Linked DNA regions of Homo sapiens: region 1 is linked to region 2. Evidence: chromatin loops called from intact Hi-C (ENCODE). Cell type or tissue: IMR-90. All regions are shown on one strand. Each heading gives the region's core, and the rest is flanking DNA. Links, peaks and the distances in the headings are about the cores only.

The links. A loop is a pair of places that touch in the nucleus more often than their neighbours do. Peaks named below come from ENCODE experiments on the same cell type or tissue, not always from the same donor. Only the 100,000 strongest peaks of a DNase experiment are listed, where the experiment ranks them.
Region 1: a loop joins it to region 2, with 7 times the contacts of the local background. A loop is called at or near these places in 2 of 110 quality-filtered maps.

What each region holds. Positions count from the first base shown.
Region 1 is chr18:59,513,225-59,518,603 of GRCh38, reverse strand. The region is part of intron 2 of CCBE1 (collagen and calcium binding EGF domains 1); the gene reads left to right. Among named protein-coding and RNA genes, the nearest start is that of LMAN1, 160 kb to the right of the region's middle. In IMR-90, for the core only: no CTCF peak of the experiment used is centred there; DNase peaks (open chromatin) are centred at 2,083 and 4,143; H3K27ac peaks cover 2,578 bases.
Region 2 is chr18:59,821,428-59,826,806 of GRCh38, reverse strand. It overlaps the pseudogene RPLP0P12. Among named protein-coding and RNA genes, the nearest start is that of PMAIP1, 76 kb to the left of the region's middle. In IMR-90, for the core only: a CTCF peak has its summit at 2,991; a DNase peak (open chromatin) is centred at 3,006.

The DNA.
Region 1 (5,379 bases), core at 123-5,122, 310 kb after region 2:
CCTTTTCCTGATCTGCCCACTGATTAGAAAATAGCCAAGTTTAACATACAGCCAACATGAGTTATAGCTGAAGACAGCAGTGAATATGATGACAAGAGAAGATCCATTAACAAACAATTGATTTAGAATTCTGTTTATAGTTATTTTATGAATGGCTTGTTCTTGGCTCACTGCAACCTCTGCCTCCCAAGTTCAAGTGATCCTTCGGCCACAGCCTCCCAAGTAGCTAGAATTACAGGCACGTGCGTCGTCACACCCGGCTAATTTTTGTAATTTTAGTAGAGATGGGGTTTCACCAGGTTGGCCAGGCTGGTCTTGAACTCCTAACTTCAAGTGATCTGCCAGCCTCGGCCTCCCAGAGTGTTGGGATTACAGGAGTGAGCCACTGTGCCCAGCCAGCTTTGTTCTCTTAATCATTACTTTAACATCAAAATGTGTGTAAAAACTGACTGAATACTGTGCCTGCTATGGGGGTGGAAACAAAGTGTTGATTAACACTGTTTTATGCCCCAGTCCACAATGTATCATCTCCTTCTTTCTCAGGACACTCACCAAGGGCCTAGGAATGGGTGCAAGTTTCCTCCGCCCCCAACTTCCCAGAGAATTGCCCAGCTGGGTTCAGAACCACGGACAGTGACATAGGAGACAGCACACCCCTGTGCCCAACAATTCTGGACATAATGATCTTGTGACAGATCCCTCTTTTGATCTTGGGAATCCCCAGCCCCCTTGACCATGTTTGTTGAATGTTCAGGAAAATGTTCATTATCTCTTCCAAACTCAAGGAGTGAGACTTTCAGTAGTTGTGGCTCTGAACCCCCTTCCAGCCTAACTGCTAATGGCCAGTGGAGAAACTCGGTGCTCTGAAAACTTGCTGCTTTGTGTCCTCACTGCTAGTGGCATCTGGTTTTAAGTGGTGCTTATAAATGAGTCTAGGAAGAAAGGGATAGAACTGACTGATGGCTTTGTCAAATCAATTTAGACACCCTTAGGCTTAAAATGTGGCTTCCATATGACTTCGGGTCCAATGATGCTGGCAGATGAAAATGAGATGGAGAGTCAGTGAGCTCTGGCTTAAGCTGTACTTACATTTATGTAGTGCCTTCATGACTTGATATCCTTTATATGTTACTAAATGAATTTTTATCTGAAACAGAGCCAAAATTGCCATCATGGAGGCTTATCCTTGTGAGCATGCATAGAAACAGGTGAAAAGTTCTTCTCCCCCAGTTAAAGGGAACTTGGACCCCAAGGTAGCTAAATAGAATATTCCAGGAATGCCAAATACCCAGGATTCCTTACAAATAACAACAGTGTAAAGGCACAACTTGTTCATGGGTGAATCAATAAAAGCCAGTTTGATGCCCTGTTCTTAGCTTCTTTTTCTCAAAAGGGCTTTAGCAATGTTGTCTACACCCATTTTTCAAAAATGAGAAAATAGAAGCACAGAAGTCAAAAATAACTTGTGTAGTACCAGAATTCCACCTCCAATGACCTGTCCCACCTGCTGTGCCACACTAAGAAGTGTGCACTCTTAGCTTCCATGCTTCTATATTGTGTGGTTTAAGGGAAACTGCAAGGAAGAAGAAGTGATATACAAGTGATCTGGCTGGCCCTGGGGAGCTTAATCAGTATTTGGTTTATTTTAAGATAACCTGAACTGGAGATAGTGATAAGAAAGGTTACCCGGTGTTTTCCAAGGAAGAGCTGAGTGGAAAGTTGAATTTGGACAAAGGCTCTATCTATCCTGGCAGAGAGTGGTGTGGACAGCTTGCAGACACTCACCTGTGTGTTGTGTGTTTGCTGTGATGTTCTGGCCGCTGTGCAGGTGATCTTACACTCCTGCCACATTCTGCCTTCCAAGAGTCTGAAGTCTCAGGAACTAGGTCATGTTGTAAAAACCAATTAAATAGAAACTTAGTTAGCAAGCCAGGAAGGTCCGTGGTAATGAGCCAAATCATCTCCTAAGAAGAGAAACAGACCCTGAAGATGAGTCATAACAGGAGGTAAACAAAGATAAACTGCAGTGACCCCCTGGACTTTCCTTTTCAGCACAGATTGTTTTGCCCCTATCAGTGGAATGTTAATGACTCACGTCCATCCACGAGGTCCTGTTGCAACAACAAACACTGGCAGCTACTATCGGCCACTTGACATATTTGCTGGCCCTTCTCATTTTCACTGGCTCTTTCTTATCCCCCAGCCTTAATGAAAAGTTGCAGATACTTGCATTCCTAGCAAGGAAGAAAAAGTAGAGGTCTTTTTGAAGAGGAAAGTCTGTGTCCTTGTCCCCTTTCCTTGGCATCATGGTATCTATGTATAAGGACAACTTTGCTCTCCAGAGTTGATAAGAAAAAAAAAAACAAACTGTAATCCCAGCACTTTGGGAGGCTGAGGCGGGTGGATCACTTGAGGTCAGGAGTTTGAGACCAGACTGGCCAACATGGCAAGACCCCATCTCTACTAAAAATACAAAAGTTAGCTGGGCGTGGTGGGACATGCATGCAATCCCAGTTATTCAGGAGGCTGGAGCAAAAGAATCGCTTGAACCCAGGAGGCGGAGGTTTCAGTGAGCAGAGATCGCACCACTGCACTCCAGCCTGGCGACAGAGTGAGACTCCATCTCAAAAAAATAAAAGTAAAAGCACAAATGTTGCTTGAGCATCAAAATAGGGCAAGCACAGTTCTTCAGCTTTACTTGGATTACCCCTTTTGTCCTCTCCTCAAACCTGTAAAGTAGATCCTCTTACTATGCCCATTTTGCAGATAAGAAAACTGAGGTTCGGGGAGATTAACTTCTTGAAGTCATAGCTGGAAAGTGGCAGAGGCAGGAAATGAACCAAGGTAGCCTGACACCTCAGCCTGTCTCCTCTGCTGCCTCCTCCCCTGCCTATCTCTAAAGATGACTTTATGAGAGTTAGAGGGGAGCAACATAGAGCCAGCAGAGCTTTTAAGGTAGTGTTTATTGCCCCAAAATAATTTTTCTTACTATTTAATTAATTTTCATCAAACTTAAGGATTACTTTGGACTTGTGACAATCCAGGTGAACTGCTGCTCAAAGATAGACTCAAAATATCGTGCGTTTCAGGTCTCAGAAACTTGGAACATAGTAACTCTGAGAAGACATGAGCAGAGGAGAATCTCAACCCAGATTTGGAAATGATACCATTTATGGACACATTGCAGCTGAAGGCCATGCTTAGGAGAAGTGGCCCCCCTCCTGGGTGTAGAGACAGTGCTTAGTACATGCCTGGCACATAGTAGGCATTTAATAAATAGATGCTATTTTTAAGACTCATTGTGTTTATGCCTGAACAATTGCTCTTCAAATAAAACATGACTGTTATTTGTGTAGCTACAATGCCAGCTAGCAAACTTTACAGACAGATGTGTGGCTCAGCGCAAAGAACGTGTAGGTTGCAACCGTGTACATTTTCTACTCTGGGCCTCATTCTAGTTCTCCTCTTTCTTCCTACCCTTCTTGTTGTTGCACCTCTGCACTTCTTACTTCTGTTCCCTTGTGTTTTATGTATTACTTTACATATCCTTATATCATCTTTGGAGATAGCTAAACATGCATAAATTTAAAAAGTAAAATAAACATCAGAGCTTCCTGCTTCTCAGCTTTGCAAACATAAAAGTAAAACCATGTGTGTCGGAACCTGGCCCCTTGGGTTATTGTAATTCTAGGCGTAAAGTGAGCTAGGATCAGGAAACTCAGAAATCGGAATTATAGAGGTTTATTGATGACCACTGAAAAACCTAAGGAATTGTGGCCAAAAAAAAACTTAAAATGTGTCTGCTGAAACTGATGACTTCTCCTTGATGTTTTAGTGATTGGAAAGGCATTCTGTGTCGTGGCAAAGGGTACTCTGGGGCAAGGATGAAGTGTTTGCTCTTTAAAGTCAGCAGATGCCGCTTAGATTAGAATTGTAGCCTCCTTTTTTTTTTTTTTTTCAAGGAAAGGAAAGAAAAAAAAAAAAACAGGAGAGCATGCCTAAATTCCCCAAAGGAAGTCTGTATTCCATAGAAAACAAACACCCCGCCAGCAGCTACCCTCACACGCACAGGGCTCCAACCTCGGAGTCTGGGCCAGCCGAAAATGTCAGGGTGGCTTTCCAAGTCAGACTAGCTTGTGAGATTGCTGGTGTTGGCTGCATGGAAGGCTGAACTGCAGGAAAACAAAGTGCCAGATTAAAGCAGAGTGACAGCCGCTCTCAAAATGACTCACTGGGAGGGCCACGTGCGGATGGAGGAGCCGTGTCAGGGGCGCTACCAAGAGTCCAGGCATGGCAGTCAGCACTTATTAAACGCCACTGATTTAGCATCAGTGTATTGGATACGGTAAAAGATTCAGGTCCAGCATCTTTGAGCCTCAATTTTCGTATCGGTAATATGGGATCCGTAACTGTTTGGGATGAGGCTTTGTAATCTAAATGTTGCTATGTAAAAGATGCAGAATTGGTCCCTCCCTTGAAGGGCTTATGAACTGACTTTACAAATTTGCGATAGGCATATGGTGTGGTGTATATGAGGGTTCATTGGAAAGGATAGTAAAGCCACGGCCCCATGCAAGATGGTGATGATACTGCTGTTCTCGTTGTGGCTACTGGGGTCCCTGCAGGCTGAACTGCATATCAGCAGAGCTGTGCAAGTCCCCTGTTCCTCCAGTAGCTAGCCCGTGATGGCCCAAGTGTGGCATAGGGGGTCTTCTCTCCCCCTGCTTCCTGGGAGACAGCCGGGCATAACAGAAGGAGCACAGGCTTGGAGCCAGTCAGACATGAGTCTGAACTCCAGCACTGAGCCCCCATTTCCATGTCTCTAATATGAGGTACAAAGCACTACTTGAGATAAGCCCTCTAATGTTACCATTGCCAGGCCCGTCCCCGTTTTCTCTAAAGTGTAGCCATTGCTAATTTTCAGGATAGCCAGAAGCTATCTTCTCTGTCACCTCGAGATTCATGGGCTATCTCTGCCACCAAAAGTTCCCACCCAGCAGATCACCCCTGTCTTCCTTGATGGAACTAGGAGCTGGCCACCTGTCCTGCCACCTGCCTCCAGACTTACCTGACTGTGGTGTCGGAAGTTCCACACTGAAGTTAGGCCTGAGCAGCCTGAGAAATTGCCACAAAGGAAGTATACAGTTGAAAAGCGTCCTTTCCTGGACAGCCAGACAAGAGAGACACCTCAGTACCTGGACTTGTCCCTCCTTTGGGGCCTGGATTACTTTCCCGCTAATTCTTCCCAACACCTGCACCTGTGCCCTTTCTTGAATTTTTTTGTTTTGTTTTGTTTTTTTGAGACAGTCTCTCTGTCACCCAGGTTAGAGTGCAGTGGCACAATCTCCGCTCACTACAATCTCTGCTTCCCCGGTTCAA
Region 2 (5,379 bases), core at 146-5,145:
CAATTTCAAATAAAGGGGAGTGCTGAACTTGCTTTCAAGATAGTATTAATATTTACAGACACATCTCAAAAGAAGACATACAAGCGGCCAACAAACATGAAAAAATGCTCAACATCACTATTCATCAGAGAAATGCAAATCAAAACCACAGTGAGATACTGTCTCATGGCAGTCAGAATGGCTATTATTAGGCCATTTATGCCTAGTGTTCCATTATTGGAACGCTAAGCTTGTGGAAGTTGTTTATATCCTACAGCTCAAGGTCATTGCCCAACGTCTAGTTTAAAAAAAAAAAAGAGCAATCTCCAGCATAAATAGGTTAAAAAGTAAAAACTAAAACAAAAACAAAAAAAAAAAAGCAAACAGATGTTGGCAAGGCTGCAGAGAAAAGGGGAGGCTTATACACAGTTGGTGGGAATGAAAATTAAATCAGCCAGTGTGGAAAGCAGTTTGGAGATATCTCAAAGAACTTAGAACAACCATTCAACCCAGCAGTAATTCCATTACTGGCTATATATCCAAAGGAAAACAAATCATTCTACCACAAAGACCCCTGCCCTTGTATGTTCATCACAGTACTACTCACAGTAGCAAAGACATGGAATCAATCTAGGTGCCCATCAATGGTGAACGGGATAAAGAAAATGGTACATATACACCAAGGAGTACTACAAAACCATGAAAAGTATGAAATCATGTCCTTTGCAGCAACATGGTTGCAGCTAGAGGCCATTATCCTAAGTGAATTAACACAGAAACAGAAAAATACCAAATATTCTCATTTATAAGTGGTAGCTAAACACTGGGTACACATGAGGCCGGGCGCGGTGGCTCATACCTGTAATCCCAGCACTTTGGGAGGCCGAGGTGGGTGGATCACCAGGTCAGGAGTTCAAGACCAGCCTGACCAATATGGTGAAACTCCGTCTCTACTAAAAATACAAAAATCGGCCGGATGTGGTGGCAGGCACCTGTAATCCCAGCTACTCAGGAGGCTGAGGCAGGAGAATCGCTTGAACCCAGGAGGCAGAGGTTGCAGTGAGCCGAGATTGCTCCACTGCACTCCAGTCTGGGTGACAGAGCGAGACTGTCTCAAAAACAAACAAACAAACAAACAAACAAACAGAAACGTTGGGTACACATGGACATAAAGGCGGGAACAATAGACATCTACCAGAGGGACTACTAGATGGGGAGGGACATACAGAGGTAAGGACTGAAAAACTACCTATTGGGTACTATGCTCACTACCTGGGTGCCGGGATCAATCATACCCCAAACCTCAGCATCATGCAATAGGCCCATGTGACAAACCTACATATGTGCCCTTGAGTCTAAAATAAAAAGTAAAATAAAAAATAGATAAAGTGGAACAACATCCCCCCAATTTTTTTCATTAAAATGAAATATAATTATTTCACGAATTGGCTATATATATATATATATATTTTTTTTTTTAAATATACTTTTTTTTTTAAAGAAGTAAGCCTTTATTTTCTTGTTTTGCAAATAAAGCTGGCTGATTTAGTTGCTTTTTGGTGATTAGTCAAAGAGACCAAATCCTGTATCCTCATCCAATTCCTCTAACTCTTCCTTGGCTTCAATCTTAGCTGAGGCTGCAGCAGCAGAAGGAGCAGCTGTGGTGGCAGTGGCCACAGGGGTAGCAGCCGCAAAGGCATATGGATCAACCAAGAACACCTTGAACTTTCCAGCAAGTGGGAAGGTGTAATCAGTCTCCACAGACAAAGCCAGGACTCATTTGTACCCACTGATGGTAGAATGGGGTACGGAGGCAACAGCTGGATAACCAATCTGCAGACAGACATTGGCAATGTTGCGGACACCCTCCAGGAAGTGAGGATTCAGAATTTCCTCTGTGATGTCAAGCACTTCAGTATTGTAGATGCTGCCATTGTCAAACACCTGCTGGATGACCAGCCCAAAGGAGAAGGGAGAGATGTTCCGCATGTTCAGCAGTGTGGCTTCGCTGGCTCCCACTTTGACTCCAGTCTTGATCAGCTGCACATCACTCAGGATTTCAGTGGTGCCCAAAGGTTTTAGTGATGATGCCTAAAGCCTGGAAAAAGGAGGTCTTCTCAGCCTGTAATCCCAGCACTTTGGGATGCCGAGACGGGCAGATCACCTGAGGTCATAAGTTCGAGACCAACCTGACCAACATGGAGAAACCCCATCTCTACTAAAAATACAAAAAAAAAAAAAAAAAATTATCCAGGTGTGGTGGCACATGCCTGTAATCCCAGCTACTCAGGAGGCTGAGGCAGGAGAATCGCTTGAACCTGGGAGACAGAGGTTGTGGTAAGCCAAGATCGTGCCATTGCACTCCAGCCTGGGCAACAACAGGGAAACTCCATCTCAAAAAAATAAAAAAGGAGGTCTTCTCAAGGATGGCCTGGCACAGTGACATCACATGGGGCAATGGCACCAGCACAGGTGGCTCCTGGCACCTTACTGGCTACCAGCATGTCCCTGATCTCAGTGAGGTCCTCCTTGGTGAACACAAAGCCCACATTTCCCTGGATACGAGGCAACAGTTTCTCCAGAGCTCGGCTGTTTTCCAGGTGCCCTTGGATGGCCTTGAGCATCATGGTTTCTTGCCCATCAGCACCATGGCCTTCCCTCGGAGGGACTTGAGGATCTGCTGCATCTGCTTGGAGCCCAGATTGTCTGCTCCCACCATGAAACATTTCGGATAACCATCCAAAAGCTGGATGATCTTAAGGAAGTAGTTGGACTTCCAGGTCACCCTGTCTTCCGTGGGCATCACGACGGTGCGTCAGGGATTGCCACATAGGATTTAAAGACGATGTCACTCCTGCGAGGACACCTGGTGAGAGAAAAAAAGATACTGTTTACAGGTGACAATAGCTCTCATAGCCTAGCTCCTGATGCTGAGTGCGAAGATTCTAGAGCCCAGTGAAATATCCTTTAGTGCTCCAAGAGCTATTGCCACCTGTAATTACCTGGGAGGACAAGAGATGGCGCTGTGAGCTCAATAGAAAGAGAAGACAGCAGGCCCTGAGCCATCTCCCAGCTGATCAAAGGCCACCAAAATGCAACGCCTGGGATTTTTCTGATTTCCTTCTTCATTGCTTTAGAGGCTTTCCCAAACCCCAAATAAATGCCGATACCAGAGTACATAACTACATAGAGAATTGTTTTCTTCTCATCCTCAGGAGGGACTCAGCTCCCAAACATACATGACATGAAACTGCAAGGAAAACTGGGCAAGCCCTGTGAGTTTCCAGTTTTGCTGGAAAGGGGACTAGCAGGGATTGGGGGTTCTTTGGAAAGCTGTGACTGTCATAAACAATAGCCTGGCGTAAATGACAGAATTGGGTATGGGTGAGCGAGAGAAAAACAGATGAACCAAAACAAAAAGCAAACAACAGTAATTGGCACCATACATCATTGCTGAGCTCTTGGGAGGATCTAAATCTGCTTTTCTGCTAGGAACACATTTGTATCACTTTGTCCAGCTGTTCACAGAAAATCGCATCACTTTGACCATAGGATCACTCCATTTAAAACTCTTCTGTGACAAAAATCTCATCCAGCCTCAGTCCTTTTATCAGTTTTTCAGTCACATTTTCTTTCTTTCTGCCATGTTAGGGACAGAGATGCTCCCTTGGAAAAAGGAAAGCGATAACTTTTCTGAGATAGGGTAGAAAGTAAGATGATGAAGGAAGAATGAGCCAATTTCAGATCTGAGGTGGTGCCAACTCTTGATGGGCTTCATGTGCAATTCATGTGAATTACGATTAGATGTTTACTCACAAGAGGCTCTCCTGCCCCAGGCATATTTTAACTATAATCCTAATTTCCACCTTCACCCTCTTACCCCAGACTGATTAGCATGCTTATCAAAATAAACATAATTAGGAAGATGAAGCCATAAGGCCAAACACATTAAATAATGCTTTCATATAATTTACAGCAATGCTTCAGAACAAGCTTTCTGCCACGTCATTGTGATCAAGAGATTTGTGTGATGAAGAAATATTTGTATCCCCGAAGGAAGACCTTGGCATCCCATTTCTCTGGTAGGCAGGTTACAAAAAGAAGAAGAAAAAAAAATGGATAGATGAAAGAAGGATCTACTGATTAAGCTGGCATTTAGACTAGGAATTTTCTGGGTTAATTAACATTTTCATAACACAAATTGCTTTAATTTTTTAAACTTATTTGAAGCCAGGCTTAGTGGCACATGGTGGTAGTCCCAGCTACTTGGGAGGCTGAGGTGGGAGGATGACTTGAGCCCAAGAGTTTGAGGCTGCCGTGAGCTGTAATTGCTCCACTGCACTCCAGCCTGGGGGATAGAGCAAGACCCTGTCTCAAAACAAAACAGAATGAAAAAACGAAACAAAGCAAAACAAAAAGCAACTTATTTGCAATCAAGTTTTGGAGCATTTTGAGAGTGGGTCTAGTTCTCTAGAATGGTCCCTCTGATGATGCCCAACTTCTTTTTAACAACCTTCCCAGAAATGAATTCCTTCATTAAGGCAAACCAGTTTCTGCTTTTCCTGTTCTCGTGGCAGCAGGGAGCATCTGGTTGCCATTCTCTTGGTACATCTGAAGAACCAGCATTAAATTGCCACATAGTTGCTCATCTCCTAGCAAAACAGCCCATTCATTCTCTCTGACCTTCCTCAGAAAGCTTGTTCTCCAAGCCTTTAATCCTGAAGTTGTTTTCGTGAGTTTAGAGCCTTGTCCAAGTTTTTCACACCCTCTTAAATTGCATGACTTTAAACTGGGCTCAGCATTTCAGTGAGTTTAGAGTTCTAAGGAAAGAACTTTTAGAAGGGTAAGCTGCATTTTCCTCTATTGCACTGCTAGCCCTCCAGTCACACAACTGGCAATACTCTCTGTGATGAGCCATGTTCTGAGTTTATACTGGGGAGACTAGAAATCAGGGCATCCTTTTACTTCTTGTGGGAAAATCCCCACTAAGCCACGGAAAGCTAATATCCTCATTCTCTCTCAGAAGGGCAGGGAAAATTTATTTTTTTGTTTTGGTACCCAGGAAAAAATTGTCCCAAATATGGAAACAGTTAGGCATTTTTGGAAATCCTGCAGAACTATTTGTTATGCTGAGATTTAGGAAAATTTTGGGAATGGAAAACAATGTAGCAATCACTGCTTCCAAAAAAGAAAACTTGGGATTCATATGACCCTGGTCTCCTATTCACTGTCTTGCATTCAAGGTACTTTCAGCAACTTGCCACAGATAGGGCGCTTTTTTAAAATCTAACTTTTATTTGGAAATTTTTGTTTTTAAAATTTTTTTATTTAAAATTTTAAATTTCTTTTCCCCATTTCCCTAAGAGCTGGAAGGAAAAATTTCAAATCGACAGAAAAGTT